Linked DNA regions of Mus musculus: all the other regions are linked to region 6. The links are chromatin loops, found by intact Hi-C in ENCODE. Cell type or tissue: left cerebral cortex. All regions are shown on one strand. Region 1 overlaps Gm31615 (a long non-coding RNA gene). Region 2 has its middle 24 kb from the start of Ppp1r21. Region 3 overlaps Foxn2 (forkhead box N2). Region 4 overlaps Gm31615 (a long non-coding RNA gene). Region 5 has its middle 19 kb from the start of Ppp1r21. Region 6 holds the start of Foxn2 (forkhead box N2). Region 7 holds the start of Ppp1r21 (protein phosphatase 1, regulatory subunit 21).

The links. Hi-C counts contacts between places; a loop is a spot of excess contacts. Peaks named below come from ENCODE experiments on the same cell type or tissue, not always from the same donor. Only the 100,000 strongest peaks of a DNase experiment are listed, where the experiment ranks them.
Region 1: it touches region 6 in a loop (5-fold over the local background); 14 of 42 quality-filtered maps call a loop at or near these places.
Region 2: it touches region 6 in a loop (2.7-fold over the local background); 16 of 42 quality-filtered maps call a loop at or near these places.
Region 3: a loop joins it to region 6, with 2.6 times the contacts of the local background. A loop is called at or near these places in 10 of 42 quality-filtered maps.
Region 4: it touches region 6 in a loop (2.1-fold over the local background); 6 of 42 quality-filtered maps call a loop at or near these places.
Region 5: it touches region 6 in a loop (5-fold over the local background); 16 of 42 quality-filtered maps call a loop at or near these places.
Region 7: it touches region 6 in a loop (2.3-fold over the local background); 10 of 42 quality-filtered maps call a loop at or near these places.

Annotation. Positions count from the first base shown.
Region 1 is chr17:88,253,511-88,257,510 of GRCm38, forward strand. It overlaps Gm31615 (a long non-coding RNA gene), which reads right to left. Exons shown (of 7, transcript XR_877113.1): 4 at 188-785. Among named protein-coding and RNA genes, the nearest start is that of 1700116H05Rik, 52 kb to the right of the region's middle. In left cerebral cortex, CTCF peaks have their summits at 2,380 (motif pointing right) and 3,792; DNase peaks (open chromatin) are centred at 2,387, 2,886, 2,967 and 3,629; H3K4me3 peaks cover 1,942 bases; H3K27ac peaks cover 1,970 bases.
Region 2 is chr17:88,503,851-88,507,850 of GRCm38, forward strand. No RefSeq gene overlaps it. Among named protein-coding and RNA genes, the nearest start is that of Ppp1r21, 24 kb to the right of the region's middle. In left cerebral cortex, no CTCF peak of the experiment used is centred here; a DNase peak (open chromatin) is centred at 1,711.
Region 3 is chr17:88,489,907-88,493,906 of GRCm38, forward strand. It overlaps Foxn2 (forkhead box N2), which reads left to right. Exons shown (of 6, transcript NM_180974.5): 6 at 1-627. Among named protein-coding and RNA genes, the nearest start is that of Ppp1r21, 38 kb to the right of the region's middle. In left cerebral cortex, a CTCF peak has its summit at 2,024 (motif pointing right); no DNase peak of the experiment used is centred here; H3K27ac peaks cover 60 bases.
Region 4 is chr17:88,328,225-88,332,224 of GRCm38, forward strand. The region is part of intron 3 of Gm31615 (a long non-coding RNA gene); the gene reads right to left. Among named protein-coding and RNA genes, the nearest start is that of 1700116H05Rik, 23 kb to the left of the region's middle. In left cerebral cortex, a CTCF peak has its summit at 2,100 (motif pointing right); a DNase peak (open chromatin) is centred at 1,728; H3K27ac peaks cover 530 bases.
Region 5 is chr17:88,509,423-88,513,422 of GRCm38, forward strand. No RefSeq gene overlaps it. Among named protein-coding and RNA genes, the nearest start is that of Ppp1r21, 19 kb to the right of the region's middle. In left cerebral cortex, a CTCF peak has its summit at 2,065 (motif pointing left); a DNase peak (open chromatin) is centred at 2,059.
Region 6 is chr17:88,440,462-88,444,461 of GRCm38, forward strand. Foxn2 (forkhead box N2) reads left to right here and starts at 243. Exons shown (of 6, transcript NM_180974.5): 1 at 243-423. In left cerebral cortex, a CTCF peak has its summit at 1,603; DNase peaks (open chromatin) are centred at 137, 1,317 and 1,558; H3K4me3 peaks cover 2,295 bases; H3K27ac peaks cover 1,317 bases.
Region 7 is chr17:88,526,343-88,530,342 of GRCm38, forward strand. It overlaps Ppp1r21 (protein phosphatase 1, regulatory subunit 21), which reads left to right and starts at 3,782. Exons shown (of 22, transcript NM_028658.4): 1 at 3,782-3,976. The coding sequence starts at 3,920. In left cerebral cortex, a CTCF peak has its summit at 1,618 (motif pointing right); DNase peaks (open chromatin) are centred at 1,647 and 3,696; H3K4me3 peaks cover 1,009 bases; H3K27ac peaks cover 744 bases.

The sequences.
Region 1 (4,000 bases), 190 kb before region 6:
ATGCCTTTAATCCCAGCACTCGGGAGGCAGAGGCAGGTGGATTTCTGAGTTCGAGGCCAGCCTGGTCTACAGAGTGAGCTCCAGGACAGCCAGGGCTATACAGAGAAACCCTGTCTCGAAAAACCAAATAAATAAATAAATAAATAAATAAATAAATAAATTAATTTAGTAATCTGCTCATATTTACCCGCTTCATCCTCTCATCATGCTTCCATGTGACAGGTGCAGGAAGGTAACGCAGGGCTTTGATTGTCAGAGTAGCTGGGAGTTGCAGTCTCATGCATGTTCCCAGGTTCCTGTCTACTTGTGCTATGATAGGCATCTTCTGGGAGCTCCAGTTTTCTCACTACAGAGTAAGAATAACAAGAATTAACCATGAAGCTTTGCTGCGCAGGAATGAGCTAGCCCCAACTTACTGAAGAAAGGAGCTATTATTAATATGCAGCATATGGACACACAACATATGCATTCTGAATGAATGAATGAATGAATGGGCACAAGGGAAGGTTGGGAAGGTTGGCCCAGGTCCCCTAAACTGATGAGCAACTTCTTTGAAATTATGCCTTTAGGAATTTGTTATTTGAGATGAGAAATGGGTAAAAAGAAAAACTCAGAAAGGTTGTATGAGAGACTCCTGCGTGGCTGGCATCCAAGCAGCAGGATGGACGGATAAACTTCCCAACTCTCCAAACCACACAGGCCGAAGCTGTGCACTGGAGACTTCCAGGATGCCAGATCTCTTTCATCCAGAAGGAAGGAGACGGAGTGCTCGACACAGCTCCTTTCTGTGAAGATAGAACATTGGTAGAAATCTTCGTATATTGATACAACATTGGAAATGACCATATGTTGTTACTGCCTTGGGAGTGGAAACTCAGTTATGAAAGGGATTCGGCTACGAAGTACTAGGACTGAGTCACTCTCGGCTAAGACTGGAGATTTCTTAAAACTAGAAGCAAAGCTTGGGAACTTTCTTGTCTCTGAAAGGCTGATAGGCTTCAGCATTAAAATCATATAATCAAAGTTAGGTGCTTTAATCCCAGCACTCAGAAGACAGAGGCAGGCAGATCTCTGAGTTCAAAAGGCTAACCTGGTCTACAAAGTGAATTCCAGGACAGCAAAGGGCCTGAAACTCTGTCTTGAAACAACCAAATATCTACACATATATAATATAGTTAATTTTTCCTGAATGCCTGTGGTAACAAACAATAAGAGTGATTATCTTGAAAACTATTTGTTGCCCGGTGGTGGTGGCACACGCCTTTAATCCCAGCACTTGGAAGGCAGAGGCAGATGGATTTCTGAGTTTGAGGCCAGCCTGGTCTACAGAATGAGTTCCAGGACAGCCTGGGCTACACAGAGAAACCCTGTCCCGAAAATCCAAACAAAGAAAGAAAGAAAAAGAAAGAAAGAAAGAAAGAAAGAAAGAAAGAAAGAAAGAAAGAGAGCTATTTGTTCTCTAGATCAAAATATATCCATCTTACTAATGTTACTACTTTTTAAAAACAGAGATTCATTATATACATTTTAGCAGAATACAATAAATACTTATTATACTAAGTAACAATAATCACAATAATTCGACTTGTAAAATAAAATACAATTAAGGTGGCCCAGGTGCCCAGTAATGAGTTTGAAGTAATGACTCATAAGTGCGAAGACTTCCCTGACTGGGTTTCTAACGTGATTACAAGTGGGTCATAAAAGTGAGTGTGAGAAACTAGCTTCCCAAACCAGGATCACCATTTACTGGAATCCATGAGTTCAGAGTAAGGCAGTAATCTTCTGGGGAGAAATGACTACTGTTGACTCATTAATCCAATAACTCTGTACTAATTACAGTGCCTCAGTTTCCCTATTTTATGAAGTTGTCACCTGCCTGCCGCTCAGTTGTGTTTGGAAAGTCCAGGGAGATAATAGTGTGTTTTGAAAATAAGGAATACATTATAAATGCTAAATAATAATAACAATAATAACAGGGAGTCTCTAATGACAGGGGTCCTTTAATAATACTCATCGAGTGTAATAGCATCACTAACCAGTAGGAACAAGACAGAGTGCGTTTGTCTTCTTAATCATCAGTTTGTCTCATGGGAAATTGGTAGAGAGAGGACTGGCGCCTCACACCGAGCCCCCACAGGCTTGCCAACCCGGTGACTCCTGCCCTCCAACTAGCACCTGCTTCGTTTCTCTTTAAGAAGGCGAGCGGTGTAACAGAAAGAAGGGGACAGAGGTATCCCAGCTCACATCCTAAGCCCAGAGAACAGGATTATAAAGTTTCAGTCCATAGCTGGTTGTAGAAAGAAAAGAAAAATAGGCTTGAGACCAAAGAGAGCAAAGGGCTTAGGGGGACGAAGGACCAAGGTAGCCACGAGGTGGCGACAATCCAGCTGGAAAGACCCGCTCGGGTGGCATAGATGGTTCGCAACCGAGGAAGGAACTTCCATAGACACAAAGAAGGGGTCTTCGGAACGGGGAAAAGGCATTTTGTCTGCTTCGCCGGCAGCGTATCGGGAGTTAGACATGACGAAGGCGACCTGGAGAAGGAGCGAGCAGCTCTCTTGTCATTCCTTGGGCTTCCACTTCCCAGGACCGCAGCCCTTGGTGTAGGGAGAATTTTGTGCAAAATCACCCGAAAAAGGTTTGACCCCCTCCTGCCGCCCGGAGGCCAGCCAGATGCTTCCCCGCAGCGACATTCCCAGGATTCCAGCCCGGGAGAGGACGATTTTGAGCCCAGCCACAGGCCTTGGGCCAGTATCTGGCTGCAACTGCGGGTCGGACTTAGCTCGGCAAGGCAAACCGGCCAGCTCACCCGGGGGCCGGGTCCTTGGAGCCCCTTGGGATCCGACCTTGGGGGAGGCTGCACCCTGGCTCTGGAAAGTGCAGCGGCCGTAGGGCGTGCCCGTAGCTCGGCTGCACCGGGTGCCTGGGAAAATGTCCGGAGCTGAGCGAGGCCCAGGGGGTAGGGGTGGGGGGTGGGGGTGCTCTGCTAGTTTTCTTTTGTTTCAGTGTGAATGTGAACACAACCACACCCTCGTTTGTGCTGGGCAGGAGGTAGCTGGCTTTGAAACTCCACTATTAGGAAATTTGAAATAGGGTTGTTAGGAAACTCCCTCGCAATTCTTAGGGCCGTCCTGGGCTGCCGAGCTTGGGCTCTAGCTGTCTGCCTGGTGCCATGCCTAGCCTACTGAGGTGCTACAATCTTTGGCCTGCCTAGAAGCCATGGGCGAATCCATGGCCCTCCCGCTTGGACCATGGTCAGCGATCAGGAAATCCGGGCAAGCTACTCACGGGCCCACCCCTCTGGGGTGTGGGGCGGGAGCCCTTGAGGAACACATGCCCCCGCAGGACTGCCTTATTTAAGCCCCACAGCATCATCACCTGCATTTTGCAGATGAGGGAAGCAAGCCTTTGGTACTGAGTAATTTGCCCGAGAATCTCAACTCTTAGAGGGGCTGGGATTTTACACTGGACCTGCATTTTTCTCCGAAGCCCTAGGCTATCTATGCTGCCTCCTACAGCCCCGCCAAGAGCCAACTGGGAGAAATATAAATAGAGCCAGGAATGAGCTTAAATTTTGGCAGGACAACCGAGGTTATTTTGGACTCTTCTTGCCTTTGAATGCAGACTGGAAAACAGCTAGTGTAAGCTCCACCTTCATCAACAAATGTTTTCCGTTTGTGTTTTATACCAGGAAACTAAGCACTGAGGTATCCCAGCGAACAGGACAGATCATATTAGTGTGTGATTGCACGAGTGTTTGGTGAGCTAATTATTAAGCTGTTAACTGAAAAACTGCCAATCTGGGCACTAGAGGGAGACTCCAGGCAGCAGGAGGAAGGGCAGTGTTCTTGCTGTAGGCAATCCCAGTAGGTTTCCCCTAGCAGGGTGGTTGGTTCCAATCAGATCTCTCCAGTGTTCCCAGCCAGTCTGTGTGCGGGTCAGCTGTGTCATAACCAGAGCAGGGCAGCATCCACTTCTCTGCAGCCTGAGCTCAGGT
Region 2 (4,000 bases), 63 kb after region 6:
AGAGGCCCGGGTTAGAGGGAGGATTATTATTCGAGAGAGGATTGTTATTATTGGGAGATATAAACAAGGGAGATATAAGCAAGGGAGATATAAAAACAAGGGAGATATAAACAAGGGAGATATAAACAAGGGAGAGATATAAACAAGGGAGATATAAACAAGGGAAATATAGAGAAAGAAGAAACAGGACTGAATAAACGTGTGCAGAAGGATCCTGTAGCAGCGTCGTTCTTCCTGGCCAGTTGAGTGCGCGCAAGTCATATGACTTAGCTGCAGTCCCTGGCGCCTTTGGGACTGCCGCCACACCCGCTCCCCACAATTCATGGCTGGGCCACCTCTCCAGCCCCTGGCAGCATTTTCAGTTGTTCCCAGGCACTGCCAGTGGGAAAAGCACTCCCACAGAGGGGACCAGCTGCCCACCCAGTGTCCCCTCGCTCCTTCTTGCTACAGACCCAGTAGATGAAAGGCAGCAATGCCCAAGTGGATACCACACTTCCAGCATGGCGTTGAGCACGGGGACCGCCAATGGGCTAGAGAGAGAGTTCTGAGGTGAGAATTCCAAGCCTCCGCTTCCCTTCCTCCCCACGCCCTCCTCTTTCTCTTCCCTCTCTTTCCTTCTTCCAAGTTATATTATGAACACAGTGGCTGGGCCTTAGCAACCATTCTCTAGTTATGAACTTGGAGGTGGAATTTGAGTCTAGGAATGTTGAAAGAGAAGCAGCGAGAAGCTTGGTTAAGCCAGCCCAAGAATCTCCGTCCTTAGGTTGATTTTCTCGTGAGGAAAGCAAACCCTTACCTTGTCTAAGCAACCGCTCCCTGAAGGACAACATTAAGGGCATTTTGGACATTTTTGGGAGGGAGGAAGGTTATATATATTTTTTTTGTCACAATGAATAAAAGTAGTATCTTACATTCAGTAAATATAGGATATCCTGTTTACGTTCATGTAAGTTTAAACACAACAGTGACAGCAAAATGTTTATAATTAACTGTGCTTTGACTCTAACATATACATATGTGACATATATTTATGAATATACCCTATAAACATTTTATATATGCATAAGCACAATACTTTTTTGTGTGGTAACAGACATGTAATTTTCTGGGAATTTGACTTTCATATAAACCAAAGAACTCTTGGATTTTGCTTTTTGAATCTTAATTAGGATTTATTCCCCACCCACAAAGTAATGTCTACATTGGCAGTGTTAACTGGTTCCCATATAGCACACTTATATTAATCTCTTTGGAGTTATCCATTTAGGACAAATGCCCAAATCTTTCATCCTATCTCACAGGGTAGCATACACGAGAGGCATTTGCTGGATTAGAAATGGCCTCCCCCCACCCCCATTTGTCTTTTGATCTCTCCAGAGAAGAACAGTGAGAGAGGGAGCACACGGGTAGGTGCTTGTCAGTTCAGGGTCACAGTTGCGCTGGGGTTAGGTAGGGGAAGCGTAGGCCTTTATGATGCTCGAAGCCCTGCTTGCTACAGAGAAGGCAGGGAGAGCAGCATGCCCAGGGCCATTGGAAGACCTGCAAGCCAGAATTATCAGCCTTGCCTTTTGCCACGGTCAGCCCGCTGCAACTGCTGAGTTAAAGGCATGCTCGAGGTCCTTAATTGGAGCAGATAATTGGTGAGCTGGCTCCGTGCACAGGAAATGTGTTCAGATGGATTTGGCGAAGTAGAGCAGGAAGAAGGGAGACCACCTGATATCCTCTTGTGCCAAGGAGGGCAGCACAAAGGGGCAGTGTCTCCCAGCACAGCATGGGGCCAGCAAGTGCTGTAAGCCCAGGGTCGTGTTCCCTTCAGGAACCTCAGCACCAGAACCAACCGGGTGATGGCTGGGCAAACAATGGCCAGAAGCCACAGGGGCAGACTCTGGGCTGAAGAGGCTTCCCTGCCTCGTGCACACCAGTTAACCTCTTGGTGTCTGCTTCGTTAAAAATCCCCAAACATGTTAAAATCTTGCCATACTCTTCCATGAGATCCACAAATGGTGCTTGCATGTCTACACAGTGACACACATGCCAGGGTCTGTATCTACAGACGGTTTCTGAACCTAGAAGAGGAGAGTCAAACAAACAAACAGGCTCCATGAGCCTTCCTCTTCTTCAGTAAATCACTACTACTTTCTGCTCAGGTTGGGACACGTGGCCAGAAAGCCCCCTGCGCTTTGTCCTGACAGTGGAGCTGACCATTGCTGGGGCAACAGAAATATAGCAGCAGCGGCAGCAGAGATGTCCCTTTCCGAGGCCAAGGATGTGCGCCCGATGTCCAGCCCTGTGACTGACAGAGGCACAGTTCCAGCTTCTTTTTGAAACCTTTATTCCTGGAAAACCCTTCGGTATGAACTGTGTTCAAGAGCAGAAAGGAAGTGAAGGGCCGCGATGGCCGCTCCCCTGCGTGCTCAGTGTGCCTGCTACAAACATGCGCAGGAGGCAGGCGCACATGCGTCCTGCGGAGCCATAGCTCATTTTTTTTTTTTTCTTTCTTATTTTGCTCTGGTGTTGAGAACAAACCCGGGGTCTTCTGCTTAGTAGGCAAAAACTGTGCTACCCCGAGCCCAGCAGCTCCTCTGTGAGCCTTCAGCTTCAGTCACTTCTAGCTTCAACTTGTTTCTTGTTTTGTTTTGACATTTCTTGTTTTTGTTGTATTTTTTTGGTTTGGTTTGATTTTTGGAGACAAGGTTTCTCTATGTAGCCCTCGCTCTCCTGGAACTTGATCTGTAGACCAGGCTGGCCTCAGAGATCTACCTGCCTCTGCCTCCTGAGTGCTGGGGTTAAAGGTGTGTACACCACCATCTTGCTTATTAATTTTTTAAAGTTTTAAATTAAAATTTATTTACCTCCCCACATTCCTGTGTATGTGTCCCGTGCATTCTATAGCACGTGTGTGGCAGTCAGATGGGGGGGGGGGCGGCGGCGGCGGCGGGGGTGTGTGTCTCTGCAGGGGTCAGGCAGAGAAGCAAAGGGAGAAGAGAAGAGAATGAAATTCCGTTCAGCTTTGTTAGCCAAGTCTGCTATCGGGTGGTTTATTCCCAACATATTTAAGCCCAGTATAATTTGGTGGGGAAAAGTTTCCTGGTATAATACAATCCCTGGTGCACCCAAATAGACATAATTACATGAAAACGCGACTCAGGGCACATACCATTTCTTCCAAGAAGGTGATTTCTTGAGATATGCTTTGGCCTGGACTCAGTCATACAGATAGCATAGAGGCCATTTGGGCTATTAACCACGTCTGGTCCTGGATTAAGAACTTGGTGGAGCCTCTGGCTACAAGGGTCATTTAGACAATTAGATATTGCAGTCCTGGTTGATATAGCCTGGCCCAACAGATAACGAGGATCACAAGACTATTGATCACTTCCAATTCTCACTTTCCCATTGGAAAGACTGCTGTGTGCTTAACATTCTTGGATTCTCTGGGGAAATCTGTGTGTGCAAACACTTTAGTGCTGTGCTCCCACAGAGGACAACACATAGGACTTGATTCTGTCCTGTTGCCATGTGGCTCCCAGAGATCGAACCAAGGTGGCCAGGCTTGGCATCGAGGGCCACCCTGCCCGCAGCCATCTCAGAGACCCATTTCTGTTTTTTGAGACAAGATCTTCCTGTATATCTCCAGCTGGTCTGGAGCGCCTGATCGTCTTGCCTCCGTGTCTCAAGTGCCAGGATGACAGAAGTGTACCATCAGTGGCCAGATGGAGCTGCTCGCAGAGGATTTCCTCCTGGCCTGCCAGGAGCCCTGCCTGCCTGGCCTTGGGTCTGGGGCGGGCTTCCTGTAAGTCTTTCCCAGCGTGGTAGATGGACAAAGGCAAGAGATGGAGCCATTTGACTGCGGGCCAGCCTTTGCTTTCCTGTTTAGCAATGGAGGCATTTTGTAAATGATTTTCTTTTTTTATTTTTATTTTATTTATTTATTTACTTATTGGTTTTTCGAGACAGGGTTTCTCTATGTAGCCCTGGCTGTCCTGGAACTCACTCTGTA
Region 3 (4,000 bases), 49 kb after region 6:
TTTTGAAAACTATATAAAGCGACTTTTGAGGCTTTCAGGTTTACATGTATGTCGTAGGTATTTTTTTTTAATTTTGAAATGTTTAAGTTTTAATTAAAGTTTACTCCAGTATGTTAATGATGTAGTCAAATATTTATTGAAAGGCAAAATAGAATATTTTAATGTTATCCCTGCCATTTTTCAAGAATATTCTTTGCATCTAACTGCCAGTGCCATTGTCAAACTTGTTTTCAAAATTGTTGTACTTTTTTATTAAACAGAGTGCTTAATTTTAAAGTATTATGTTGCCATCATATAGTGTATAAAATGTAAAATTGCCAATTCATTGTACCTATTATTTATTTTTAAACTAAAGTATAAGAATACCTTTTGATTGAAGAAATTTGTTATTAAATTGTTTTTTTTCTGATGTAGCATAAAATCTTCTGAGTTTAACTGCCAATAGATGACCAGCCACAAGTGAACCACTTCTCAGTTGCCAGCCTTGCTTATAGCAGAAGCAACTTACAAACATTTAGTTTTTGTATCTAATCTCTGACTATTAAAATGTTTATAAAGTTTATTTTTACCAAAGAGATGCAATTCATTATGATAAAGTTGCAGAATAAATGTCGTTTTATAACACTTTGTGCTTTGTTATTTGTGAGTTTTTAAGTGTTATATATTTTGACCTTTAAGTAGTTTGTGTGTGTGCATGCATTCACACGCCGGTGAGTGTAAAAATTAGGACAGCTTTGGGGAGTTGGTTTTCTCATTTCACCGTGGCTTTGGGGGATGGATCTCAGTTTGTGGCAAGTGCTTTTGCCAGATGAGCAGATGGTGAACCCCTAGCTTATTTATTTGTTTTTTGTGTCAGGGTCCCACTATGTAGCCCTAGCGACTGACGAACTCCAAATCTTCCTGCAGCAGCCACGTCAAAGCTTGGCTTACGGGCTATCGCCGTTCCTCTAGGCTGAAGTTTTGTTACTTTGTGTGTGTGTGTGTGTGTGTGTGTGTGTGTGTGTACACGTGAGTGAGAGTGAGATTGTTGGCATTTGTATGAGGATGTAGGAGAACTAGAGGTCTTGAATAATTACAAATGGTTACTTTGAAAAGCAATGTGAACATGACTCAAGAAAATAAAAATAAGGTTATTATGTGATCCAGTTCGAGCCCTGTGGCACATACTCAAGAGTGTGGAAGGATGGAAGGCACCCTTCGCTAGCCTGATCAACGCCGTTTGGCCACTCTGAGTCTTCTATTACTGCCCGCTTTCCTTTATGAAAGAGCTGAGTTGCTCTTCAGCTTCCTGGCAAGCCTAACAAGATGACAGGAATCACAGCGATGCTTTTCCGCAGAGCAAGACTTTCTATCCCATAGGAACCAGCTTGTTCTCAGTGATGACAGTAATACCGACTTTGACAGATTCCCCTTGCAGAAGTAGACCAAGATGAGTGATCGATCACTCGCTGAGCAAAATCACACACTCCCGCGGAGTACCTGCTCCAGCTCCCTTCACTTCTCGTTCTGTAAGATCTCAACGTCAGCAGCTTGAAGACAGACTTGGGAGGGTGTCACTAAACCCATTTCCCTGTTTTTTCCTAATCTGACCACATTGTGCCTTTAATGTCTGATGTAGGTAAGGGTCATCTGTTGAGACTTGCAAAACCAGGGCTTCTGCCCTAAAACCCTGGCAACATTGACGGTGACACTACTCAACAGAACCACGTCTAGATGACAGCACGTCGTCCATCAGAAGGTGAGTAAAGGGAAAAGGGGAGATGCACAGCAGAACATTCGTCCTTAAAAGGTAGGACACGGGACAATGTGAAGTCGGGCCACGTTGAAACAGAAACCAGAAAGGCAGTTGTCTAGGGCCAGGGTCTGTCTGAGGGTCACAGGAGGGTGAAAGAACAAAATGTACAGAAAGAAGAAAGCTGTCTGGAATTCTGCTCTGTTCCCTATTTTTAGCATTTTTTAAAAAAATATTTTGTATGTATGGATGTTTTGCATGCATGTACATCTATGCACCACATGCATGCATTGCCCAAGGAAGCCAGAAGAGGGCTTCAAACCATTGGAGTTACAAACTTGCCATGTGGCCATGAAGACTAGAACTCACATCCTGTGGAAGTACACACTCAGCTGCTGAGCCATCTCTCCAGCCCTTCTACGCTCTTTTTTAAAGGTTGATTTTATGTTAAGTGTATGAGTGTTTGTATGAATGTACACTGTGGGCCTCCTCACGCTGGTGGATGGTCTACCAATTCAGTCCTCAAAGGCAAGGGGAGCAGAAACAGTGAGGTAGGTAGGGATAGGGATAGGTTTGGAAACCCTGCGAGTACGTATGGGAAATGGCCATACTTGGGACCCCTTGTCAGAATGACCACACTGCGACTGCTTGTCAGGAGGCAGATCAACTTTACTTAGGGTGATTGAAGGCTCATAAGGTTTTGGGGGACTGAGGGTAGGGACATCCAGGATGGACAAAGGTCACTTGTTGGCTGGGGGCTTAGGGTACCTGGAATACCTCTTCAGCATGGGGAAGCAATTGAGGGAATCTCAGGGGCTCGATGAACAGGTTTTGTCAGGAGAAAGGAAATTGATCTCATAAACTAATTGAGGCAACGTGACATTCCTCAGGTAGAGGCTAGTGTAGGGGCTTAGAATTCCCTGGACAAGGTCAGAGAAGGAGAAGCCCTGCTGACCGGAAGGGAGTCTCCCATATTTCACCAAGCTCAAAGGCTATCCAGTCATAGTGGACTTAAGCGTATGTTATCAGTTTTCCCACAGTATACCACAAGCATTCCTGGTGCGTGGGGATCCAAAGAGGGTCAGATAGATGCCTTAGCATGGGAGGTAAGGATGGTTGTGAGCCACTTCCTCTCTCTGGTCCTGGGAACTGAAGCCTCGTCTTCTGGGAGAGAGCAGGTGTTCTTAACCTCTGCGCCATCTTTCCAGTCCCTGTCTTCATTTTTTCTAAGACTTGTTATTTCTGTATGTGTATTCTTCTCTACACAGATGTGCATATGGCTGCTCACTGCAGGGCAGGAGAGGGCTTTGGACCCTTGGAATGAGTTACCTGGTGTTTTGTGAGCTAGGAGCTGGCAAGTAAACCAGGGACCTCAGACAGCAGTAGGTGGTGTTAACTGCCAAGACCTCTCTCCATCTCCCAATCTGAATGACTTTTTGAGGGTTAGGGAGGGTTGTTTGGGTCGTTCTATTGTTTGATCGTTTTTTGGTTTGGTCTGGTTTGGTTTTTCAAGACCTAATGTTTCTGTGTAGTCCTCGCTGTCTTGGAACCCACTCTGTAGACCAGGCTGGCCTCTAACTCACAGAGATCCTCCTGCCTCTGCCTTCAGAGCACTGAGATAAAAGGAATGCAGCACAGCTACCTGCGATCTGATTTTTAAAGGAAATTTTATGAATTTTTTTCCTAAAAATGCTTGATAATTCTAAGTATATTCCTGTGTCCTGGCTTCTGTGTAAATGCTCTTTCCCTGGTTTTAGATGAATGTCCTCAGGACTAGCTTTAATTCTCATTAAGAACAAGCTGGTTATTCAAGCAAGAAATAGTGATGTTCAGCTACTTACAGCCAGCTTTGGGTAGAGCGGAGTGTCGTCCTCTCGGGTTTCAACCGACAACATGCACTTCATTATTCGTGGATGTTATAATCGGGACTGTAGAGAATATATCATACCCACCCCCACCCCTCCGCCCCGTGTCTCTGTCTCTGTCTCTCTAGTTGCTTACAAAACGGAATTTGTTCTCTTCAGTTTCCCATGGGGGTCTGCCTTTGTTACAGCTCAACTAAGCTTCCTATGGAGTTGTCGCTTCTGAAATAGAGCATTAATTGGAAGCAATTATCCAATTATACCAGCAGTGACAATGCTGTATACTAAATATTTACCAAGAAGAGAGAGCGTTTAACTTAGGACTTAATTCAGCAGCCAAGCACAATGAGGCTGCAAGAAACCCTGCAATCGCACAGTGTCTTCAGTAGCTGAAATACGCGTGTGT
Region 4 (4,000 bases), 110 kb before region 6:
GGGGGGCATTTCCCCTTTGATAATAACTTTTTTTGTAAATTGTATTAATTTTGCCTTTGCCTTGGACTGCAGTAATGGAGCTACAAGCTTTCTTTTTAGGCTTCAATAGCAATGCCTCCATTGTTGGTTTTTTTTTTTTTTTTTTTTTTTTTGTTGTTTTTAAATTCATGTTCCTGGCAATTAAGCACTATTCCAAAACATAAAAACAATTTCCTCCTTTTCAAATCATTGGGCAAGGAGTTTCACATGAAAGCTGCTGTTACCCAAAATAGGATCTTGTAAAATAAATGAAGAGCAATCTCTATTCATGAGATCAGCTCTGCCCACCCTGCCTCTTTCTTCCCACCTATCTCTAAGAAAATTCTGAGGCATAGCAGTGTACACCTGAAATATCAGCACTTGAGAGGCAGAGGCAACAAGTTCCAGGCCGATCAGCCTCTGGTCTACACAGCAAGTGACATTTCATTCAGGGCAAAGGAAACTCCACCTCAAAGACCAAATAAGAAAAACAAAAACAAATTAAGTCCCTTCCCTTGGATTACTTTTAATTGAAAGAGAAAAAAAAAATGTGTGGATGATTTTGTTTATAAATGCTAAAATGAAGTCTACAGGAAAAGCTAAAGAAATTAAATAACCACGACCTTCTCTTCATACAAAGAGCAGTGAGCCATGCGGGGTGGGGGTGGGAGGAAATGGGGGTGGGGGCATAGGCTGGCCGCTCTGAGCGCATCCTTTCCAGCTCTAGCCAGCTTGCCTTACTGTGAAGCTGTGTGGGCCTGGCCTTCCCTCTCCCCAGGCTCTTTCTTGCCTTTTGTTCCCCTCAGCTACTCCAATCCTGCTGCTGCTCTCTGTAGGAAACCGTACTGACCTGGAGGTCAGATTGACCCGGTTAAAATCTACAAGATAGACCACATGAAATTACTCTTTTTATATACGGAAGATGGTCAAACATTGGCAGTTTCACGTAGTTTATCCTAATATCAACATGTCATCATCTCTAAGGAAACATATTTTAAACGCGTTGTTACAGCGGCACGTGCTAACAACCATTTACAGCGATAGGGCTTCAGTTCTGAGGGGCAGCCGTGACGTCCTGTTCTGGGTTAGTCTGACAAGGTTTCTGAGGCACTGCTTGTCTGTTGGAAATACCTGGAAAAGGCAGGTCCCAGGGCAGAGGAACAGACATGTGGAAAGATATAGGGGAAATTGGCAGGGGCAGGATAGCGTCAAAACAGCCAAATTTGGAGAGGGATGGGGAGGGCGCATAGGAAGGGGAGGGTAGCCTTGCCCCGAAGCAGGTGCTGAAGAACAGACATTTTGGTGGGAACCTTCTAAACTATGTGTTCAGAGAAGTCCTGACTGGAGAGAGAAAGATGGTGTGGAGAGGGGGTGGGGATGGGAAGTGGGGAAGGTGGGGAAGGAGGGTGGGTGGGAGGGGAATGACAAAAGGAAGGTAGGGAAGAAGCTAGGGTTTATAACGTGAATAAGACCCTCCCCGTGGAAGCAAGGGATTCCAGCCTAGCTTTATCCCTAAACATCTGCCTCTGGCAGTGCCACATGGGTGGGGTGGGCAATGCTGAAAAGCAGGGGCATCCCAGCAGACGGCGGGAGGCTACTGTGGAATCTTAGGCCGGCCAGTGACATCAGATGTGCCTACGAGCAAAGCACCCAACAGCTGTCTGGAAGATGGGTCAAAGAAGCTTGTGATAGCTGGCAGAGACCCAACAAGCGAGCTATTTTAGTCAGACCGAAGAAGCCGAGTTTGAAAGGGCAGAATTCCTGAGCGCAGATCTGAGCCAGTCTCACTGAGCAAAAGGCTCCAAGGACTGTACCCCAGGAGGTCTGATTTTCTCTTCTCTAAGTAGGCCAAGCATAACCATCCCTCACTCCTGTTTTTCCCTATTGTAAATCTCGGGTTCCCTTTGATAGATCAGTGCTCTGAAGACCTTGAGTTCCCTTCCTCAGTCCTCCCTTGACTGACCAGAGATCACCTTCTTTTCTTAAAAGACAAATCCTTTGGCGGAGGTGAGGGTAAGATTTATTTAGTATAGCTTATGCATATGGCAGTGACAACTGTCATGTGCATGCAGTACCTGTGGAGGCCAGAAGAGGGCACTGGATCTTTTGAACTGGAGTCACAGATGGTTATGAGCCACCATGTGGGTGCTAGAAACCAAGCCCAAGTCCTTTGCAACAAGTGCTCTTAACCCCTGAGCCATCTCTCCAGCCTTCCATAACCTTAAGCCCTGACATATCAGGCCTTTTCCTCCAAACTTTGAGTCATGGCTTCCATCTTTCCACCACGGCTGTGCCTCTCAGCTACCTGCCCCGAGAGTCAGCGACTATCATCTTCTCTGTGCCCCACACATGTGCTAAGCACTGTGTGTCAGGTTTTGTAATCACTTCTAGTGGATGTGTGTATCACCAGCCTTTAGCTCCCTGAGGCTAACACCACGTTTTCTGCCACCGTTGACCTAGTAGCTCACAGGGTCTCAGAGCAGACACACAGGTCAACTAACTTGAACTGAATTCTTCCCTTCCCAGGCACAAGATCATGTTATCCTAACTGCTTGGCTGTGCCTGTCTTGTTAGAACCTAGCCAAGTATACCTCTTGTATATCTTCTGTGTTAATGCAAAAAACACATCTCTTATCTCTACATCAAAGGGAACAAGGGAGAGCTTGTTCTCCAACCAAATACGGTGACACAGCCCGGGGACATGGATTCAGGTTGCCTGAAATAACGTTCTTCCAACACTGAGCTAATTATGTGAATTTTCTGTTTTTCTAGTATGTCTTAGGTAGGGTTTCTGTTGCAGTAATGAAACACCATAACCAAAGCAACTTGGGGGAAGAAAGGGTTTATGTCGTTTACACTTCCACATCAGAGTTCATTATTGAAGTAAATCAGGACAGGAATTCAAACAGGACAGGAACCGTGAGGCAGGAGCCATGAAAGAGTGCTGCTTACTGGCTTGCTCTCCATGGCTTGCTCAGTTTGCTTTCTTATAGAACCCAGAACCACCAGCCTAAGGGATGACACTGCCCACAGTGGGCTGGGCCCACCCCCATTCATCACTAATTAAGGGATGAATTCCTTCTGTCCCATTTTCTCCCTCATCACTTGCAGCCAATCAAGAAGTTCTATCATCTCTTCCCTTAAAATGTCCCACCCTCATATGTGTTGTCCCCTGGCTGGCTGTGTTGCCATTTGCATAGATCAGAATCTCAGCCCCTTAGCCTGCTCAAGGGACCTCACAGTCCACCACTGTGTTCTGCGATGTGGATGCTGCCCAGTTCTCTGCTCGCCAAGCTCACATATGCTGGTTCACCACACAGCATTCTGACCACAAGTCTACAAACCCATTTTATCTTACAAGTTACTCTTTAGCTGGTTCAGACCACCCTGAGTCTTTTAATATTTAGCTTCATGCTATACCATGTGGTGGCTGCTGCTTCCTCCTCCTTCTCCTCCTCCTCCTCCTCCTCCTCCTCTTCCTCCTCCTCCTCCTCCTCCTCCTCCTCCTCCTCCTCCTCCTCCTCCTCCTCCTCCTCCTCCTCCTCCTCTTCTTCTTCTTCTTCTTCTTCTTCTTCTTCTTCTTCTTTTTGGTTTTTTGAGACAGGGTTTCTCTGTATAGCCCTGGCTGTCCTGGAACTCACTTTGTAGACGAGGCTGGCCTTGAACTCAGAAATCTGCCTGCCTCTGCCTCCCGAGTGCTGGGATTAAAGGCGAGCGCCACCACGCCTAGCCCACGTGGCTTCTTAACTGCTTTATATTTCAAGCATCCATGCAAGTCTTTAAGTTTCCAGAAGAGGAAAAACTATCACCTGTTTCCCCTTTATATCACTCAGTGCCTGTTTAGCACATACTTGGCAAATTTAGACTCAGTTATACATCTATTCCAGTCTCCTCAGCTGATGAGAGAGAACGAGAGAGCACATAGGGTTTTGGAATATTAGATGAGATAATATGTGTGTGTGTGGGGGGGTGGCAAATCTTA
Region 5 (4,000 bases), 69 kb after region 6:
CCAGGAGGTCAAGTATTTGACTGTCCTCTGTACAGCTGTGTCCCATAGCTCAACCCAGTGTCCCTCGGTAAGCCACTCATGTACCCACTGACTGGGGGACCAGATCAGTTCCCATCTCCTTTGTAATCTTGCCAAGCTCTACACTTCTCTCCACCACGGGAGCGTCTCACTCACTACCCAGCCCCGACTGTGGCTGTATATGAATTCTTCAGTACCTACCTCAGTGCCCAGTGCACATGACAGCCAGAATTTTTTTTATATTATATATTTTTTAAAGATTTATTTATTTATTATATGTAAGTACACTGTAGCTGTCTTCAGACACCCCAGAAGAGGGCGTCAGATTTCGTTATGGATGGTTGTGAGCCACCATGTGGTTGCTGGGATTTGAACTCCAGACCTTTTGGAAGAGCAGTCGGGTACTCTTACCCACTGAGCCATCTCGTCAGCCCGACAGCCAGAATTTAATTATCACAGTCCTCGTGATAGCACCGTTTGGATGGCCCGGAGTGGGCAGGGATCAGGAGATTTGGAGAATGTGGGACAAAAGATGGTGGTCTTCTGTAGTCTCAGCTTTGAACATGACAGGTATATTCTCTCTCTCTCTCTCTCTCTCTCTCTCTCTCTCTCTCTCTCTCTCTCTCTCTCCTTCCCTCCCTCTCTCTCCTCTCTTTCTGGATAGGGCTAACCTAGAACCCACCCCCTAAGTAAACAAGGCTGTCTTGGAACTCACAGAGAGCCACCTGTCTCTGCCTCCCCAGTGCTGGGATTGAAGGCGTGACTACAGAAAGCACCAGAAAGGGGAAAAAAAAAAAAGTATCCTTTGTCGTGCTCCTCCCAATCTCTCTCATCAGCTGTCATTCCTGTCTTTGCGAAGCCTTCCTCTCCCTTGCTCCCCAGGCCTGTTTTGTACACAGAGGCAGTGCCTCAGTGATGAGGGGCTTTCAGAAGGTTTCTTGTTCTCAAATACTTTCTTACATCCCAGCGCTGCGATCCTTGGGGTCTGTTTGCACAGTCTCAGGGGAGAAAATGACAGACGTGGAGGATATTTTTAATTTTCAAATGGCTTTATGGGGGTTCAGTGCTTGCCTGGCATAATGATCCCAGCACTCAGGGAGGCCGGAGTTATAAGTCACCCTTAGATTTTCTTAGAGATCCAGGCTAGCTGGGCAAATGAGTGTGTATCAAAAAAGCAAACAAGTCGTTATGTCCCTTAGAGTTTAGTGAGAGTCAGAAGTGTGGGGATGTATGACTGTAGTTAAAGCTTAGACAGAATTGCTGGGAGTCCGCAAAGCACCCTTAACCTGAACTCACAGGGTTTGGGAGAGAGCGTTGGATGTAGCTGCTTCATAGAGAAAACCGGGCAGCCGTCGGTGGAGTGGGGGTGCGGGCAAGGGGTTAGAATCCACACTGACTGAATTGTACGGATCTGGGGGACAGCGGTCAGACTGAGACAGGCCTTCAGCACCCCGTATTTCCAAGGGCTTTCTTGAACAGGTTGGAAATAGCCCAGGCAAATCGCATTGAGAAGGGTGCTTCAACTCTCACCCTCTCCTCCAGCCCCTTGTCCTAGTCTAAAAGCCTTGCTTGTGTTTCTGAAGGTGGCCCGGAACTCGCTGGGTTCCAGGAAGAAAAGGCCGAGGGGGCTGCAGCGTCTGGTCTGTGACCCCTTACTGCTTTGGGTCTGTTCATCCCAGCCACAGGTGCTCCCCGCCCCCAACGCTGCCCAGGCCGCCCAGGACAAAGGAAGGGTTGTGCCTGCATAAGAGGGCTATTTGCCTCCTTGCCCAGCCATCACGTGAGGACAAAGGGTCCACACCCTAACTCAGCTGAAAGAGTGCAAAGTGTCCCAACACGCCCTGCAAAAGGACTTACTGATTTTCCAGTTAAGAATTTGCCTAACCTGTTCTGTTCAAACAGGCTAATTGTTTCCTGAAAAAGATGAAGTCACTAGAGAGACGTGCCTAAACAATTGCTACCAGTGGTCATGGGCGTGCCTCAGATTGGTAACCAGTTTCAGGACTGTCACCTCAAGTGGCTGCAAATTTGGTGATGGCGCGCTCCCTGGTGGCAAAATGAGGTTATACCAGGCAGAAAACAGCTTGAGAAAGCCAATGGAACGGAGACCTTGAAAATAGGGAAGAGGGGCGATAGGTTTGTGGGACGTTTGTGGTTTTCTTTCTTTCTTTCTTTCTTTCTTTCTTTCTTTCTTTCTTTCTTTCTTTCTTTCTTTCTTTCTTTCTTTCTTTCTTTCTTTCTTTCTTTCCTTCCTTCCTTCCTTCCTTCCTTCCTTCTTTCTTTCTTTCTTTCTTTCTTTCTTTCTTTTTTTTTTTGGTTTTTCGAGACAGGGTTTCTCTGTATACTCCTGGCTGTCCTGGAACTCACTTTGTAGACCAGGCTGGCCTCGAACTCAGAAATCTGCCTGCCTCTGCCTCCCGAGTTCTGGGATTAAAGGCGTGTGCCACCACGCCCGGCTTGTGGTTATTTCTTAATAAATATCTGTTGGCTGGGCTGGGGCATTGAGTGGTTAGTGGGTGGACCGGTGGTTCATGCCTGCCATCCCATCCAGCTCTTGGACCATGGAGTGAGGAGTCGTCAAGGCTAATCTTGGCTTTTACAGCAAATTCTAGACCAGCCTGGGACTCAAAACCGACCAACAAAAAAATGAAATATAACCCACCAGGTGTGTGGATTTTAATAATAAAAGTGAACAATCTGCCCAAAGCCGAAGCAGAGAAGGGGTCTCTAGTCTGATCGACATTACTGCGACTGAGTCTCCTGTATTCCGAAGACTTTTTTTTTTTTTTGGCTGTGAAATTTTTAGAATAGACACTAGAGAAAAGTGAAAATAACTATTAGGCCCGTGTGTCAGAACATGGAGTTTGGCACACCCCAGTTTTTGCCACTCCCCTTACTCCCGTTTCCTTCTTCCCTGCACAAATGTAACCCATGTGAGTATTATGTTGCTTTACCTTAAGGCTGTGGGATACGTTGTTGGAATGGAGGGGCTTTTCTAGCACACTTCGCCACATCTAGTATACACTAGAGTGGTCTACTGGGGTTGCACTCTGCTCACCTTGGGATTTTCTTCAAAATGTTTCTCAATTGTTTGTGGGTCCCAGAAGTCCACACAGCACTGTGTTGCTCTGTCTCTTAGTTCTGTGCCCTGCCTCTCTCTCTCTCTCTCTCTCTCTCTCTCTCTCTCTCTCTCTCTCTCTCTCTCCTTTTCTCTTTCACCCATCCTTCCCTCCCTCAAATAACACTCCCCTACATACACTGAAACACCCAGCTAGGGTTTGCAGGCTAGCTCAGCAGGTAAAGCCACTTGCTGCCAAGCCTGCTAACCTGAGTTCCATCACCGGAGGGCCACATGGTGGGAGGAGAGAACAAACTCGGGCAAGATGTCCTCTGACCTCCACATGAGTGCCTATAGGACACACACATGCTTATCCCCACACATAGACACATAGATAAATAATTGCTATACATTTTTATAAACAAACGCGTAGTCGTTCCACACACGGTTGGATGAATTTTGACAAGTGTGCTGCAACTGATCCTCTTTCTTCCCAGGCTAAAGAACATGTCCATGACCGCACAGAGTGGCCCCTATGACACTCAGTGAACACTGTTCTTGGTTCTTTTGCTGGGTGTCTTGCCTGCTCTAAATCCCATATTAAGAAGGTCATTGCAGAATGCTGTGTGCTGCTTTTCATACTCTACATGATGCTTTGAGTTTCCCCCACACCGTGGTTCATTCTTTTCTGTGGCTACATTGTATCCTATCCATAGATATCCACTGCTTGGCAGTTAGACTGCTTCCAGGTGGAACTGCTATAAATCAAAATGCTCTGTCTTTTCATGTGTCTGTCTTTGTGTGCATGTGTGTGTGTGTTCACATGTGTTTGTGTGTGTCTATGTGTATGTGCATGCAAATCTGTGTGTACATCTTGTTTTTTTGTTTTGTTTTTCAAGACAGGGTTTCTCTGTATAGCCCTGG
Region 6 (4,000 bases):
CGTAAACCTCAGCGTCCCCTCGCTTTGCCTTCCGAGCCCGCTCCACCCTTCCGGACGCCACCTTCCCCCCCACCCGCCTGCAGGACGACAGCTCGGAGGGGCGGCCGCCGCCCTGGTAGGAGGCGGGACGAGGCAAGGGCGGGCTGCGGGAGGCGGGACGGAAGGAGGGGCGGGGCCAAGCGCCTTGGCGCCGCGTTGTCATGGCAGCGGGGCGGGGAGGAGGGGAGGAAGCGAGCAGGCGGGAGGGGTGGGGGGGGGGGGGATGTGGTGCTGCGGCGGCCGCCACCGCAGCTGCCACTGCCTGCTCGCGCCTGGGTGTCCCGGAGGCGGCTGCTGGGAGCCACGGGAGCAGCTGCGGTGCTCTGCCATATTGTGTCTGGCCCGGCCCGGCCCTCGCCTCTGGTTCGCGGCGGCTGAGTGACGGTGAGTCCCCGGGGTCGCGCGGCGCGGCGCGGCGCGGAGGCAGCGTGTGCGGCCGGCGCTGGGCGTGGGGGCGCGGAGGCGGCTGTCCCGTGACGCGCCGGGACATTTTTGTGTCCCGGGAAGAATTGGCGCCCCTGCGCGGGGGTGTACCCGGCGCGCGGCTCCGGCAGAGCGTGGGCTGCCCCGGGGGTGTGGAACCGAGGCGAGCACGGGTCCCCGGGAGTGAGGAGTTAGGAGTTTTCTCCCGAGGTAATGACCGTACCGGAGGGGGCGTCGCGCAGTCGGAGCCACAGAGGGCAGAGGACGCCCAGGCGGAAACCTGCGACCCCGGGAGTTGCTGCTCTAAGAGTCCCGGGGAGCCCGCGCCAGCCACGTCGCCGCTCCGGCTCCCATCCGAGCGGGACGCGCGCGGCGTGGAGTCCCAGTCCGGGGCCCGGCCCGGCCCGGGCGGGATGGCTGGGCCCGGAGAAGTAGTGCCCAGGAGGACTCGCGTAAACTTCGGGCGCGGGGCCCCGATGTGGGGTGGCGACCCCAGCCCGGTTCTCGCGGCCGGAGGCGCCCCCAAGCCTGGCTGGCCCGGGCCGGGGGTGGGGTGGGGTGGGGTGGGGGTGGGACTTGGACTGTTTCGGCGTTGCAACATGTGCACTTCCTGTTCGCCATCTCCTTCGGGGCCGAGGTTACTTCTGCCCTCCGGCCCGGCGCTCGGGCCGGGAGGGTGCGCGGTGGTCCGCGGCCTTGAGCTTGGGTGCCGGCCGGCGTGCAGTGCCCGGCAGCCCGAAGCCGAGCCGGGGAGGTTAGGGGCAGGGAGTCCACGTGCTCGGTGCTCGGTCTTGCACTGCAAACTCCGCCCCCGGCTGCCCTCCGGCAAAATGCCTGGGTTCCCACCGCCGCACCTCACGCGAGTTGGGGGTAGCAATTTCATTGGGAAGCCGCGCTCTCGAGATCTTCTTGCACTTGGTTTCTGCTTTAAAGCTTTCCTTTTTCCACCTTTTGGGTGGCGGTGGGAGGAGTCATAAGTGCAGAGAAATGACAGACTTTTTTTTTTTTTCCCCTACTTGCAACTCCGCTGTGAGCGGTTAATTATTTCCAGGTTAGTTGGTGCTCTTTTCTCCTGTCTTCTGATTGTGACAGCCACGTGGCCGGCTGAGTGCAATAGAGTGCTCTAGCGGCCAGAGAGCTTGAGGCTTCTCTCGCAGCAGGGGCTTTGTAATGGTATAGTCTTGGCTTCTGCGCTCTAATAAGAGGAAGTGGAAAAAGCCGAACCGATCACATCTAGTTGTTTCACCTGAATCGTAGAATGGCTTTCCTTTGCAATTCTGGTAAGGTGTCTATTGCCATTTTTGCCATTCGCTGCAACTTTGATGATTCATCTTAAAATTTCAGCAGTGTTAGGTATCTTCAAAGAGCGACAGGGCAATGTCTTTATAAAAAGAGTTCCCCGACTCTTTAGAAAAATCGTTTTAATTTCAAAGCCAATAACGAGCGATTCTAATGAATCTGAAATGATAACATTCTGGCATTATTTCGGGCTTATGAAAAAAACTCATTTGTTTCTTTTTACACAGATTAGCAATGAAATTATCTTTTTAAGGATAAATACTAGTTTTGTATGTAGTCAGATTTGAGCAGAATTCATAGGTGGAAATTATAGTATATAAAAGTGAAAGAGAAAATGATTAAAGTTAAAAAAATAAACTACTGGAGAGTGAAGATTTAGAATGTCTTTACAGTCTAGATCATGCGTCATTTTTTTGATCGGCAATTTTAATTTGTTTCTATGGCATGTTTGTGTTATTACTTAGTTTTACGTTATTGTTAAACCATTAAGAAGGAAACCCCTTACATTTATAGAGTTCTGGAGAAATGGTTCGGACTTCGTTTACTGGGCTTTTGAATGTTCTAGTGAAGTTAATGAAGGTATCGAAGAGGGTGTAAAGCTTTCTGTAGGAAAGAAGATAGGCTGGAAAGTGAGTGTGCACTGACCACTGAGAACAGTTCATAGTTGAGGAAGAAAAGTAAACGAACTGAAGAGAAGTGAAGAGACATTTACATAAAGCCGGAAGCCTGGAACACTGCAAACAGTTTAAAGTAAAGTGAAATTTAAAAGTAATACTCAAACAGCAAGTGTGTGTGTGTGTGTGTGTGTGTGTTTTGAGAAGGCTTTCACTCTGTGGTCCAGGCTGGCTTCAAAGTTGGCGTGACCCTCCTGCTTCTGCAGCTTCCTTTTGTTGTTTTTGTTTTTTTGTGTGTGTTTTATTTTGCTTTGTTTTGTTTTGTGAGACAGGGTTTCTCTGTGTATCCCTGGCTTTCCTGGGAACTCACTCTGTAGACCAGGCTGGCCTCGAACTCAGAAATCCGCCTGGCTCTGCCTCCCAAGTGCTGGGATTAAAGGCATGCGCCACCACTGCCTGGCTCTTTTGTTTTGAGACAAGCTCTCACTGTGGAGCCCTGGCTGTCCTGGAACTTGCTATGTAGATTAGGCTGGCTTGCAGTTCTCAGAGAACCACCTGCCTCTCTGCACCATGGATGCTGGAATTGTAGGGTGCATCACCTGGGTTGCTTGCTTGCATGTAGTTTCGGTTTGTTTGTTCAAGACAGGACCTTGACGAGATCAGCCTCTCGTGTAGATGAGGACAACTTTAAATTCCTGATCCACCTGCCTCTGTCTCCCAAGAGCTGGTTGTATAGGTGTGTACCACCACAGTTAACTTTATGTGTTTCGTTGCTGTTTGTTTTAACAACTCAAAAGAATGGTTATTTTTAAAATAATATTTTTATTCTTCAAGACTGTCATACAGTGGAACTCCCCAGATCCACCCACATCTTTGCACCCACCCAAATTCATGTCCTTTTTTTTTTTTAACTTAAGAGTGATATTTTTTTTGTCTGTTTTTTTGTTGTTGGTTTTAGATTGTGTACTAATAACTGGGTTTTATGTAAATGCAAACAGTCTTCCAGTTATAGTTTTGAGTGCCCAGGGCTTGAGGTTGAAGAAGTAAAACACAACTGAGACAGTACAAGGAGTTAAACCGTACTAAAAGTCAGATTAAGAGTGAGTGTAAGAGAGTCAGCGGGGAAGGAAGTCGTAGAAAACTTGGGAGGGTAGGAGAGGTTTCTTGGAAAAGGCAGGTGTTGATTTCTACGGGAGAACTTCTATGCTAATAATGTCGCCCAAATGGCCACCCTCTGTTTATTATTAATTTATTTTGTTTGTTTGGTTGGTTGGCTGGTTCCTGGAACTCTCTCTGTAGACCAGGCTGGCCTCAAACTCAGAGATCCACCTGCCTCAGCCTTCCAAGTGCTGGGAATGAAGGCGTGTACCACTACCCCTCCCCCTCCCCCCTTTAAATTAAGCTTGCATAAGAAATTTATTTTGTTAACTTTCACACTTTGGTTCCAGTCTTCTTTCTCCCATCTTAATATTCTACTGTTCTGCAGAAACTTAATTATTATACCTCAGCATGGTACTACAATTTATATTTATGTTGACAGTATCTTTTTATCTGTTGGAAATACACTTGGACACTCCAGTGTAAGGCCTGGCTGAAATACTGATTGTTCTATGAGCCTTGGAATC
Region 7 (4,000 bases), 86 kb after region 6:
AATCTACACTCAGTTGAATCAGTACATTCACATCGTTAATATGTCATACGTTGCTGCAAGCATTAACGTACAAATAGCATTATTCCTGGGGAAAATTCAGAGGTTCTTGATAGCATCTGGTTACATTTTCCTGAACCTTTCCATACATAACCATATTTTAAGTGTACTTTGGTTAAAGGCATGTTATTTGATAGATATTTTTTGCTTCATTAATTTTAAACCAGTGGTCAACAGCTCTCTGCTTCCCCCCCTCCCCTCCCCTCCCTCCCTCCCTCCCTCCCTCCCTCCCTCCCTCCCTCCCTCCCTCCTTTCTTTCTTTCTTTCTTTCTTTCTTTGAGGCAAGGTCTCTCTATGTAGTTGAGGCTGTCCTAGAACTCAGTAAGTAAACCAGGTTGGCCTCAAACTCACAGAGATTCTCCTGTTTTAGCCTCCAAAGTGCTCACCATATTCACTTAACATCCTGGACTAAAGCCTCACAACTTTTGTCATACACGTTGATCTTCATAAAGCTAAAACTAGCCCTTTTTGCCTTAAGGAACATTGTCTAGGGCTAGAACAGGCTTCATCATTGTGCTTGGGGCCATTTGAAATAGCAAACTTTTCAACAAAATAATGCAAAGCATTCACTTAGTATCATCTTGCGGGATGTCAGTTGGGAATATAGGCTTTGGGTCAGTCAGATCTTTGCTACTCTGCCTGCTTGCAGATGCTCTAGTGAGTGTTGTATTTGAGTTACACACACATTTTATGCAAATTTGCAGATTCATTTTGCAGATAATGAATACTGACCTTGAACACAGCATGTCAGAGTCAGCAACAACCAGCTTTTGTTCCATTTCTATGAATTTCTAGAGATCTGTGCCCTCATTAGGTTTGATAACCAACAATTGACAGGATGGTATTGAATTTTGCCTATTTAAGATTTTAGTGTGTGTGTGTGTGTGTGTGTGTGTATGTGTGCATGTGTGTGCCATAGCTTATGTGCAGAAGTCCAAGGTCACCTTGCAGGAGTCAGCTATCTCCTACCATGTGTATCCTGGGACTGAAATCAGTCGTCAGTCTCTATGGCAGGCGCTGTCTGAGCCATCTTGCCAGTCAGAATATTTAAATTCAATCCTCACAATATTTCAATCTCAATAATCTAGAGTTCCCCCCCCCACCAAAACTATGGGTTATTAAAGCCCACCTGCCAATTAACTTTTTCCCATGCCTCAGTCACCCTTTGAAATAGTAAAACATGTAGATATGGCCTTTTTAAAAAAATTGATATTTGGGAGTTCTTTACAGATTTGGACAAGAGCCTGCTGTAGGGTTTGTATGCTGCTATTACCTTCTTCCCCTTTGTGGCTGGCCTTTTTAATACTAGTTGAGAATGAGAATCTTAATTTTAATTTACTCTTATTTACCAACTAGGGTTTTAAAACAATGTGTCTGATCAAACAGCCAGCCAGTCAAAATAAATTTCTAAATTCAGTAATATGAATTCATACAGACTCTCTTGCTAAAGTTGTATGTTTTTCTTTGGAATGTTATTTTCTGGAATGACATTTTTAAAACAATAAAAAAAATTTCCATTCCTATTCAAACCATGGAAATGGATTACACCATTTAATTCTGCCACTTGGTGGTGCTACAGGGAACTAACACTCCTCTCAGGAACGGTTATTCTGGAAGTTTGGATGGCAGTACTTATTTATTAGCAAGTGTAAAGTGTACAGTTTTAGTTTGTACAGGAAACGATACAGGCTGAGCTCTTTGCTGAACAACTCCTGGATTGCTCCCAGATAAAAGAGAAGCTAGCTAGCACAGCTTTCACTTTAATTATACCTCTAAATAATCCACAGGGCTGACTTAGCCTTCCTAGATGCGTTTCCTCCATAATAAAGGTAATAATATTTACTTTAAAAAACCTAGAGAAATCAAGTTGATGCTCCTCTGTCCTGTTTCATTTCCTTCTTTTTCTGCTAGAGGCACCGAACAACCAGTGTTCTAGTTGTCTCTGTGTTTTTACTACATATTCATGTGTTTAAGAATAATGTTGGGCCGGGCAGTGGTGGCACACGCCTTTGATCCCAGCACTTGGGAGGCAGAAGCAGGCAGATTTCTGAGTTCGAGGCCAGCCTGGTCTACAAAGTGAGTTCCAGGACAGCCAGGGCTACACAGAGAAACCCTGTCTCAGAAAAAAAAGAAAAAGAAAAAGAAAAAAACCAGATGGCTCAGTAGGTAAGAGCACTGATCCTAAGGTCCTGAGTTCAAATCCCAGCAACCACATGGTGGCTCACAACCATCTGTAATGAGATCTGGTGCCCTCTTCTGGTGCTTCTGAAGTCAGCTACAGTGTACTTACATATAATAATAAATAAATCTTTGGGCCTGAGCAAGCAGGGACTGAGTGAGCCAGGCCAGCTGGAGTGAGCAGAGGTCCTAAAAATTCAATTTGCAACAACCACAAGAAGGCTCACAACCATCTGTACAGCTACAGTGTACTCATATACATTAAATAAAATAAAAATCGGAATAATGTTACTTCACATATTATGGAGATTATACACACACACACACACACACACACACAGTACATACTGTGTGTGTGTAGTCCAGACTGCTCTCAAACTTGACTTCCTCATGCCTCAGCCTCCCAAATGCTAGGACTGCTGGTATGACTAAACATGTCTGGCTACTTCCACTTCATAATTTTTAAGATTATTTATAGTATATTACAATTCACTATTTTTTTTTTAAAGACAGAGTTTCACTGGCTGGCCTGAAACTTAATATGTAAACCAGTAGAGATCCATTTGCCTGTCTGCCTTCTAAGTACTGAGATTAAAGGTTTATACAGCTGCACCCAGTGCAATTGACTTATTTAGCATAATGTTCATATGTATGTGTTTGTGTACAAATGTAGTTCATTAGTTTCAACTGTCATATTATGTCTCAAGAAACACATATCTTTCTTCATTCATATTATTCTAACAAGAAATACTTCAATGCTATACCTACATTAATCCTCAACAGAACTGTCAAAAATATTTTAAATGAAAAGGAGCAGTTTTTCATCATAAGGTATCTCAAGATATCTAGTCTAGCCGTTTTTTTTTTAAAAACAAAACAAAACATTAATGGTCTTTACATCTCAATGCGTGGTAGAAATTTTCAGAAACTGTATGTTCTTTTACGGCTTAAAATGTTCTGATAGATGAATAAGGGTCAGGGGCGGGCATGTGGCATTTGAGTAGAGAAAGGTCAATGACAAAACACAGAAGACAATGAAGGTTTTCTGATCTGAGAAGGGGAGAAGGGCAAACGGTATAAATATGTGCTAGGTTGGACGGTTTACAGTGTAGCACAAGTCTGGGTATCCAGATAATGAATGAGAAGGCGGAAAACAAGCTTCCAAGAAGCAAGCGACTGACGCTAGGCGGTTGCTATGGCGACTAGGGGACTGGGTAGCCAGAATTCTTGATGTTCTTAGAATGCTTCTCCTTGCATCCTCTGTCTCTCCCTTCGGTGTTCCATCCATTCCGTAGGCACTCATTCTCCTCCCGCTTGATTCTGGCTCGCCCGGAAACGGGTCGCCATCTTCCCGCCTCTTCCAACATGGCGTCTAGGGTCTCAGGAGGGGCAAAAGCACCGCACAGGCGGGTCCGTCGGGCCGCACATGCGCGAACCGGAGCACCAGAGGGCGGGGCGGTGATGTCAAGACGTCGCCCCGCCCCCGGTGGTCGCCCCGCCTCTGGTCCCGCTCCTCCTCCCTCCCGCCTGGAAACCCGGAAGTGGAGGAGGAGGAGGCGCGGCGGCGGCGGCGGTGCTGCAGAAGCTGGCTGAGCCCTGCCCGGGAGGAGCAAGTGTGGGGTTGGGGGCGGGGGGCGGGGCTCGGCAGCCCGGGCGGCCAGGCCTGGACGGGGCGGGGGAGGCCATGGCCTCCGCAGAGTTGCAGGGGAAGTACCAGAAGCTGGCTCAGGAGTACTCGAAGGTACCCATCGTGGGTGGGGGAGAC